Regions from separate parts of the Homo sapiens genome. Here region 2 is linked to region 1. Evidence: read pairs that join two places in POLR2A ChIA-PET (ENCODE). Cell type or tissue: CD4-positive, alpha-beta T cell. All regions are shown on one strand.

Region 1 (5,000 bases):
ATAACAATTTGGAGATCAAAGCTGCCTAGCTCTTGGCAATAATGAGCTATCTGGATTTCACATCTTCCGCTAGCATGGTTCTGCCCGGCTTTGGTAACACCACATGTGGGTAAAACGGTATAAAGAATTGAAGAACTGTGGGCACAGAATCACCCTTACTGCAGATTCTCATTCTTAATATTTCCCTTTAACAGCATTTTGCTGTTCTCAAGTCTCAGAAACTTTATGTGGTGGGATGGGAGGGAACCACCATAACCGCCTGCCTGCCTTTTTTTTTCTTAACTGTTATTGTTCATAATAGAGATGGTGTCTCACTATGTTACCCAGGTTGGTCTCAAACTCCTGAGCTCAAGCAATCCTCCCACCTTGGCCTCCCAAAGTGCTAGGATTACAGGCGTGAGCCACCGCGCCCGGCCATCCTGCCTTTTTGCCAACCTAAGATGAGTTGCCTCAAGCAGCAATAGGGTCTAAAATCTACAGACAAGCCCAGCAATGAAAATCACGGCTTACTGAAGACAGTAACAGCTTAAACCTGGAAAACCGTAAACAAAACATGGTCACTTTCATCCTTTCGCACCTGTCTGGTGATGGTGGTGGTTTTTCTAAGAGGGTAGAGTATTAGAAAAGTTTTGTGGTCTGGTAAATATTGGGTCCATGGTTACACGGCTGATTTAAATCATATCCCCACTCTGGAATACCCTGATAACTTGAGAGCTAACTGGGTAACCACTAACACCACTGAATTTTCAAAGCTCGGACAGAAAAGTCAGCTGAAGTGGTTAATCATGGTGTTACAACTAGACATTTAGTCCTGCTTCAATTCTTGCAGAGCTGAATCAACTCAAGGAACTAAATAAAAAGAGGAAGGCACCGAGGTAAGGGATTTTTTTTAAATGGGATTTTTTTAAAACCTCTTTGATAGCAGAAAGCTCAGGGCTTTCAGGGTGGGGAATTTCTAGGACCCTGCCGGGCAGTCGTGGGAGGCTTCCTTCTCGGCACTGGGACAGGGACCGGACACCCTCTCCATAACCACCTGGGGGAGTAGTCACACGCTGGTTTTTCCCTAGAGTAGAGAAGAGGCAGGCTATTTTTCCACTTTTTAAGACAAAAACAAAATACAGAATGAAACCACAATCTCTTCTCTAATAGGGAAAATATTTTTTCTTTTTCTTTTTCTTTTTTTGAGACAGGGTCTCACTTGCTCTGTCACCCAGGCTGGAGTGCAGTGGTGCAATCTCGGCTCACTGCAGCCTTGACCTCCCAGGCTCAAGAGATCCTCCCACCTCAGCCCCCCAAGTATCTGGGACTTCAGGCACACTCTACCACACTTGGCTAATTTTTATGCTTTTTGTAGAGATGGGGTTTTATCACATTGCCCAGGCTGATCTCAAACTTCTGGACTCAAGTGATCCTCCTGCCTCGACCTCCCGAAGTGCGTGGGCCACCATGCCTGGCAGGAAAATATTTTTTCTCTTCCTCCTTTTTCACTTGACTTGGTTTTGGGCTAAACAAAGTTATGGTGCTTCCCCCACACCTAAGTAAGTTACTTCTATGCTGACACAGCGAATATTGGATATTCCACCCTCTCAAGAGAAAACAGTCAGCAGTTTTTTAAAAACCAAGTTTAAACACATTCTTGCCAGGCTCATTTTTCTTTTCACATTGTCTTCCTTAATATTATCTTCCCTAGTTACCCAGGTTCAGCTGACAACAAACAAAGCTGCAGTAAAACCGTTTTGATCTCAGAAATGGCAGAAGCCCTCCCTGCTGCTAGCTCTCCTTTGTGGGAGGTGGAGAAGAGAGAACATTGGTTTTCAGAGGCTGTGATCCCCCACTCAGCTCCCACTCTACAGGGGATGGTAGAGACCCTGTGCCCCTCTCCTCTCCTTCCTCTGCTTCTCACCTGAGGTCCTGCAACCCAAAGCCAATGCAGTTGCCTCTGTATTCAGCAAATGCCTAGGATCATCATTCACATTTAGCAAAATGCTAATGAGGAACTAATTATAATTCTGTTGAAAACGACCAGGCCCTGAGATACTGTATTATTCACCCACTCACCCTCAGCTGTTTTTCAACTGTAGGGAAGAAAGGGAGGAGAGAGCTTCTTCCCCCAGCCTTGGCGGTTTAAGTAAAAGCCGTCCCCAGGCCTAGAAAAACAGAATTTGCTAAGGCACTTGGGTTTTAAGAGTTTGAGTTGGAAGATGAAACGATGCAGTGGGCCAGGAGCATGGCGGCTGGAGGAGGCTTTGGCTGGAAATCCATCCCACCTGCCTGAGGGTGCAGCTTGTGCAGAGGTGTTGAGGGGTGGGCTGCCAGCCGCTTCTCCACACCGAGGCCCCCACCAACCTGCCCAGCTTTTGAGTGTCCGTGTGAGTGTCCAAAGAGTCTTGATATGGTTCTCTTCACAGTGGCCCAAGTTCACTCTAGCCCCTTTAAGCTGGGCATTTGGAAAGGGAGGTTTGAAACCTCAACCAGCTGAACAGCTGGAGCAGGCTGATTTTCCCCTGGCGTAGAACCTTCCGCAAGGCTCTTCCGTGAAGCCAAAGGCCGCACACCCCTGAGATAAGCTGGCATGGCAGTGAGAAGCATCTTTTGCTGAGCCCGTTTGTGTTTTATCATCCACAGGGTCCAGGCTGCTGGTGCCACCCAGCCAGCTATCTGGGGAAGAAGTAGTCTGTATTGCTGATGTCATAAGGGCTCCGTGGGTCCCTGGCATCTGGTCGGTTGTGGCTCGAGGTATTGTCAGACCCCAGGCTGCTGGGGGACACCGGTGGGGAGATGAGAGGAACAAGCACTGGGGTGGGTCGAGGCCTCTCCGGGACCAGCTGCCCCAAAGAGTACGGCGGATGCATGCTTGTCTTGCCTTCCTTCAGAGCCCGCAGCTTCCACGTCTTCTTGAACCTTCACACAAACACACAAAGACAAACCACACAGATTTTTAGCTCCCCCTGTGACAAGCCCACAGTGGAAAACACCAACAGCTGGCTGCCCTGGTGGCCTGGCGCGCCCAGGTTTCGGCTCAAAGGAGCAATAACTATCAGCTGTCTTTTTGTTTTTTGTTCATTTGTTTGTTTTGAGACAGGATCTTGCTCTGTTACCCAGGCTGGAGTGCTATGGCGTGATCTCAGCTCACAGCAGCCTCAACCTCCTTGGGCTCAGGTGATTCTTCCACCTCAGCCTCCTGAGTAGCTGGGGCTACAGGTGTGTGCCACTACATCCGACTGATTTTTGTATTTCTCATAGAGACAGGGTTTTGCCATGTTGCTCAGGCTGGTCTTGAATTCCTGGGCTCGAGCAATCCGCCCGCCTCGGCCTCCCAAAGTGCTGGGATTACAGGTATGAGCCGGCACACCCGACCCGACTGTTTTTATCACCAGGGAGTTCACCATACTCTGAAGAGTTGGTGAGTTTCCAAAACACTCCCAAGGAAATAGATGTGTATTGTTGGTCCAATTTACAAGTGAAGAAACTGAGGCACCAAAAAGTCACTTAACAGTCCCTTAATTGTCCCATTGCAGAGGCTGTTCATTAGGTACACATCATCAGTCCCAAATCCATTTACTTAAAAAAAAGAAAAATAGGCTGGGCGCAGTGGCTCACGCCTGTAATCCCCACACATTGGGAGGCCGAGGCGGGCGGATCACCTGAGGTCAGGAGTTCAAGACCAGCCTGGCCAACGTGGTGAAACCCCGTCTCTACTAAAAATACAAAAATTAGCCAGGCGTAGTGGCAGGCACCTGTAATCCCAGATACTTGGGAGGCTGAGGCAGGAGAATCGCTTGAACACGGGAGGCAGAGGTTGCAGTGAGCTGAGATCGTGCCATTGCACTTCAGCCTGGGCAACAAGAGTGAAACTCTGTCTCAAAAATAAAAAAAAAGAAAAGGAAAGAAAATAAAAAAAGAAAGCATTCTTTTAGTAGGGAAAGAAAATGGGCCTCTCGGTCAAAGTAAGGCTGGCAGGAGGCAGATAATTTGCAACCGCCATGTAATAGCAGGAAAAGGGTCCCACTGCTCCCTCAACTGCCTTCCTGTTCCTCTTGCTCCTAATGTTGCTGACCTCCCCAGTTCTCCCTACGCCTCTCGGTCCACTCCCACCATGCTGGTGAGTTCCCACAGACTCAACTGTCGGCACCACTGGGCACAATTTGACTCATCTGACAGGAAAGTCAATGCTACACAGGAAGGAGATAGACATCTTTCTGATCACAGCTTGGTTCACAGTGCTCCACTCTGGGCCCAAAGCCAGGGCTCAGTAACTGAGAAAAGTCACTTGACAGCTCAAAGAAAGATGAAATGGTGACATGGATCTTCAAAAGCACAGTCACGTCCCCTTCCTAAAGGGGCCCTTCAACTGTGCCAGGGTGGCCAGTGCCCCAAGCCTCAGCCCCTCCCTCTTGCTTCCCACTTTGTGACTGACATGCCTCCTAACCCCAAAGTGGGAACAAGGTGGCCTCCCTCAATTCCATGGAAGATCAGTTACTCCAGGAAGGGCTGGGAAAGAGGAGGGGAAACCAATGTCAAAAACAAGATTTGGGGATTTTCCTTGGGTTTCTTTTTATATCGACAGGTTATTCCTGTCCTTGTTATGATAAATAATTAATAGTTGGCTCCAAATCTGCCACTGGCTTTTAGCTTGGTATCCAAATGAAATAAACAATCTGCAGAATATTATTTAGGGCTTCACCATGTGGACACCACACAGGAAGAGAGCCCAGCAGGGCTGCTGACTGGAGCTATGCTGAGTCATTGAATGGAGTTCTCCTGTAAGAAAGGACTGAGGAGAGAATCATTACACTCTGGATTTCAAAGAATTCAGACTCTCTGACCCAGGAATTCTACTTCTGGGAAAAGAAAGAACATAGCTATAAAAAAAAAAAAACCCTTTATGCACAAAGATGTTCAACACAGTGTTTTTTATAAAAGCAAAATAAGGCCGGGTGTGGTGGCTCATGCCTGTAATCCCAGCACTTTGGGAGGCCAAGGTGGGTGGATTACTTGAG
Region 2 (5,000 bases), 79 kb after region 1:
TATTACCTATTAATATAATATGTTTTATATAGTATATAGAGAGAAGATATATATTCTATATATACAGAAGATATGTATCTATAACATATAGATATGTATTTATATATAAGATGTATATTCTATATATACAGAAGATATATATTCTGTATATTCATACGTATATATAGAAGATAAATATATATTCTATTTCTCTGGAGAACCTTTACTAATACAGGTGGGCAGGAATGGAGGTGAGAAAAAAATGGCCATCATTAAAGTTTGAAAGTTCTCATTTAGTTTGAGGGCAGCAGACTCATAGTAGAGTTGACCTTCAGCTGGGCCTTAAAGGTATCATTTCTTTTTTTTGTTTGTTTAGATGGAGTCTCACTCTGTCGCCCAGGCTGGAGTCCAGTGGCGTGATCTCGGCTCACGGCAACCTCCATCCTCCCAGGTTCAAGCAATTCTCTGCCTCAGCCTCCCAAGTAGCTGGGATTACAGGCGCCACCACGCCCAGCTAAGTTTTTGTATTTTAAGTAGAGACGGGGTTTCACCATCTTGGCCAGGCTGGTCTTGAACTCCTGACCTTGTGATCCACCCGCCTCAGCCTCCCAAAGTGCTGGGATTACAGGCATGAGCCACCACACCCGGCCAAAGATATCATTTCTATAAGTAGAGATGGATGGATTGGAGAGGTGAGGGAGAAGATAGAGAAAACTCCAAGCAGAAGCAACAGTATGAGCAAAGACACAGGAAAATTCTGGCTGCATTCAAAAAATAAAGCATTACATTAGTACAGCACTTTATAGTTTACTGTTTCCACACACCCTATTGAGGCATCATATAGGAAGCAATAAAAATTGGGACTCAGACGGGTTTGGCCAAGATTGTGCCACTGCACTCCAGCCTGGGCGACAGAGCGAGGCTCTGTCTCAAAAAAAAAAGAAAAAAGAAAATTGGGACCTAATAGAGAATAAACTTCTCAAAGGACCCATGTACCTAGACCTCAGTTGCTATTTCCCACCCCTAAGCCCATGGTCTCTAGAGTTAAGTACAATCTACTCAGCCAGGTGCGGGGGCTCACGCCTGTAATCCCAGCACTTTGGGAAGCCGAGGCGGGCAGATCACCTGAGGTCTGGAGTTCAAGACCAGCCTGACCAACATGGTGAAACCCCGTCTCTACTAAAAATACAAAATTAGCCCGGCGTGGTGGCACATACCTGTAATCCCAGCTACTCAGGAGGCTGAGGCAGGAGTATCGCTTGAACCTGGGAGGCGGAGGTTACGGTGAGCCAAGATTGCACCATTGCACTCCATCCTGGGCAACAAGAGCAAAACTCCGTCTCAAAAAAAGAAAAAAGTACAATCTACTCAAACACTTACCAGTCTGGCCCCATGATGCCTTTTCTTCCTCTTTCTTCTGAGTCCTCTCTCAAATATACTGTGTTTCAGCCAAAGAAGATTTGAAAATTCCAGATGTACCCCAGGAACCAAAAAACCCTCTGGGTTTAGGTGACAACTGATGTAGCCAACTTGAAATACCCAAATCCTGGCCAGGCACAGTGGCTCACGCCTATAATCCCAGCACTCTAGGAGGCTGAGGCGGTGAATCATTTGAAGTCAGGAGTTCAAGACCAGCCTGGCCAACATGGTGAAACTCCCTCGCTACTAAAAATACAAAAATTAGCTGGGTGGGGTGGTGCATGCCTCTAGCTGCAGCTACTCGGGAGGCTGAGGCAGGAAAATCTCTTGAACCCGGGAGGTGGAGGTTGTAGTGAGCCAAGATCATGCCACTGCACTCCAGCCTGGGCGACAGAGCGAGACTATTGTCTCAAAAAAAACCAAAAAAACAAACAAAAAAAAAAAACAAAAAAGGCCAAATCCTAAATGACCAGCAGAGAAAACTGAGAAGCAACCCATCTATTCATAAAATCCTCAAAACGCTCATGAACTGGCAGCTCCAAGTACCTCTGGAACTGAGTTTGTGTGTCTCTGAGTGTGTGAGTGTGCAAACAAGGAGGACTGGTTGAAAGCTGTTTGAGAAGCACCCTTCATTACTGAGTAACTACCCCTCCCTCCCTCCCACAGAAATCTGCAAGCTTGTTCTCTGTACAGGATAAAACAGAGAGTCTCTGAACTGGGTGATACCAGGCACATTTGACAGCATGGCTATGGCTTGTAAACTCGGGAACTAAGGGACTGCGTATGCCAAATGCCCCAGGCTAAGACCCACAGCCCTCTGCCTCCTTTCGGGGGCCAGAACACTGGCAGGCTGGCCTGTTCCCTCCTAGAAGGAGATTCTTCTCTGGGTAACCTGACTGGCCCCAGACGAAAGACCTAAAGATCCAGACATGTGGGGACTCCCCCAGCAAACAGTCCCGTCCAGATGCCCACCATGTGAGCTTCCAATCAGCGCCTTCGTTCCCATGTCAGAGCTTTCTCTTTGCTACTCCCCACCCACGCTGCCTGGCCCTCTGCACTGGGGGTATTCCAGGAAGAGACCACATGAGCAATACCCCACACCCTCTGACTAGCAGTTGGTCTAGACAACGCAGAACCCGGAAGACCAGAGGGAGGAGGAGCGTGAGATCAAGATATCTGTTCCTCTGGTTCTTCTCTTAGAGGGTTCCTCTCTTAGGCTGCCTGTGTCTCTCAACCAAAGGTTATAGCTCTCCTATACTCTGTCTTTGTAAATGGCCATTTTGTAAAGAAATCCTCCTAAAATAATCCTAACTTGAGTAAACCATATGTTTACTGTAAGGACTTAACTGATATTTGCCTGTCTTATAAATAATCAGTCAAAGATCACCAGACAGCTGAAAAAAACCTCAGACATGGAAGATAAAAACAAATGAGCAAAAAGCAGACTGAAAAGCAATTTGCAGAAATAGTTTCTACACAGGAAGAAGAAAACTTCAAAAGAAAAATATCAAATAATACTTCAGAGAGGCCAGGCACAGTTGCTCACACCTGTAATTCCAGCACTTTGGGAGGCTGAGGTAGGTGGATCACCTAAGGTCAGGAGTTTGAGACCAGCCTGGTCAACATAGTGAAGCCTCGTCTCTACTAAAAATACAAAAATTACCCAGGCATGGTGGCGCGTGCCTGTAATCCCACCTACTCAGGAGGCTGAGGCAGGAGAATCGCTTGAACCTGGGAGGTGGAGTTTGCCGTGAGCCGAGATCGTGCCATTGCACTCTAGCCTGGACAACAAGAGCGAAACTCCGTCTCAAAAAAAAAAAAAAAAACAGGAGAACAGGAGGACACATGAGTTTGGAGCTTCATACAAACGTGTGGTCAATAACAGAACAGGCCTGTATTTACCTGTGTACAAAAACGCCTGTGTGTCTGCAGCTACAGACAACCTACTATGAAACCACTAATCATTTCCTCATTGCTTTCGGATTCAGGCTTCTCCTCCAGACATGCTTAGCTGTGGTTTAGGAGCTGCTACGCTTATGGGGTCTTTCCAGTGTCTTCCTAGCGCCTTCCTTTCCTCTCCCAACCCCTACGCCCTCTGCCCTCAGGGTTCCCAGGTTAAACAATCAAGATACACACTTCCGCCTCTAGGCACCACGCCCCATCCTCTTCCTGGAGCTCCACCCACAACAAGGTACTGAAGAGGAGGAAGTAGAGAGGAAGAACACTAGATTATTGAATAAATAACCTGAGAATTGAATAAATTGGAAGTTAGCCCTATTGTTAATCTTTGAACCATGGGAAATGGTAGCATGGGAAGAATGACCCCTAAAGCCACTGAGTTGGGGTGGGGCTGGCTCTCCTCCACTTAAAACCCCTCAGGGCTCTGGCTTATTCCCAGAATAAGGCTGAAATCCCTTCACCGAGAAAAGGGTTCTCCAGAAGTCACCCTGCTTTTCTCTCCTGCCTCATCTCTTGCCACTTTCTCCTTGTTATCTGGGCTCCAGCCACAATAAACAATGTTCTTGCAGACAAGAGCATTGACTTCATGTGGGCAAGTGTGGCTCTTGTCCCGGGCCTCATGGTTAGAGGGCCCTGAATTATTCACACATGTGCACACACACATTTAACACACACTGCTCCTCTGTCATTAGGGATCGGGTGCTTTTTGCTGACTTAGAGAAACCCCATGCCTGAAACCTACTCATCTGCTCTCAGGAGAGGTAGTAATTGTCACTGCTCATTGATAAACACTCCCTGTCTTCATTGGAGCAGGCCCAGGGGTTGTTGGGTTTAACTCCATCCCAAATTCCAGAGATGAGCCAGGTTGATGTAAGCTAGTCAGGGGATCTCCCTCCACCTGTCTCTTCCCTGTACCTACAAGCATGCACAAACAGGGCACAGCACTTCCCTGGTCAAAGGGCTTGGTTCGATTGAGGATAGAGCAGTGGATGGCACAGGAGACACCCCCCTCCCTTGCTCTGAATCAGGCAGAGTGTAGATGTGAGGCCTGGGAATGATAACAGCCATTTAGTTCCCCCAAGATAAGCCAGACTTGGAACATTGCCACTTGACACCCCCATTACCCAAAGACAACTGGAGATAGCTGAGCTAAAGCTCAAGCATCGTCATTTGGAGGTTGGTTGGTTCGTTTGTTTGTTTGTTTGTTTTGAGACAGGGTCTCTGTCACCTGGGCTGGAATGCAGTGGCATGATCTCGGCTCGCTGCAACCTCTGCCTCTCGGTTTCAAGCGATTCTCCTGCCTCAGCCTCCCCAGTAGCTGGGATTACAGGCGTGCACCACCATGCCCAGCTAATTTTTGTATTTTTAGTAGAGATGGAGTTTCACCATGTTGCCCAGGCTGGTCTTGAACTCCTGACCTCAAGTGATCTGCCTACCTCGGCCTCCAAAAGTGCTGGAATTACAGGCATGAGCCACAGTGCCACTGCACTCCAGTCTGGGCGATAGAGGGAGACTTTGTCTTAAAAAAGGGCCAGGTGCAGTGGCTCACTTCTGTAATCCCAGCACTTTGGGAGGCCGAGGCGGGCAGATCATCTGAGGTCAGGAGTTCGAGACCAACCTGGCCAACATTGTGAAACCCCATC

What was found. ChIA-PET counts read pairs that join two places held together with the same protein. Peaks named below come from ENCODE experiments on the same cell type or tissue, not always from the same donor. Only the 100,000 strongest peaks of a DNase experiment are listed, where the experiment ranks them.
Region 2: POLR2A ChIA-PET joins it to region 1 with 9 read pairs; 9 of 35 experiments call an interaction of 5 or more read pairs at or near these places.

What each region holds. Positions count from the first base shown.
Region 1 is chr1:154,463,035-154,468,034 of GRCh38, reverse strand. It overlaps IL6R (interleukin 6 receptor), which reads right to left. Exons shown (of 10, transcript NM_000565.4): 10 at 1-2,901. The coding sequence ends at 2,655. Among named protein-coding and RNA genes, the nearest start is that of TDRD10, 37 kb to the left of the region's middle. RefSeq lists an enhancer at 2,569-3,070. In CD4-positive, alpha-beta T cell, no CTCF peak of the experiment used is centred here; DNase peaks (open chromatin) are centred at 134, 634, 2,984, 4,234 and 2 weaker places; H3K27ac peaks cover 4,743 bases.
Region 2 is chr1:154,384,274-154,389,273 of GRCh38, reverse strand. No RefSeq gene overlaps it. Among named protein-coding and RNA genes, the nearest start is that of IL6R, 19 kb to the left of the region's middle. RefSeq lists an enhancer at 2,321-2,530. In CD4-positive, alpha-beta T cell, no CTCF peak of the experiment used is centred here; DNase peaks (open chromatin) are centred at 2,463 and 3,553; H3K4me3 peaks cover 888 bases; H3K27ac peaks cover 3,182 bases.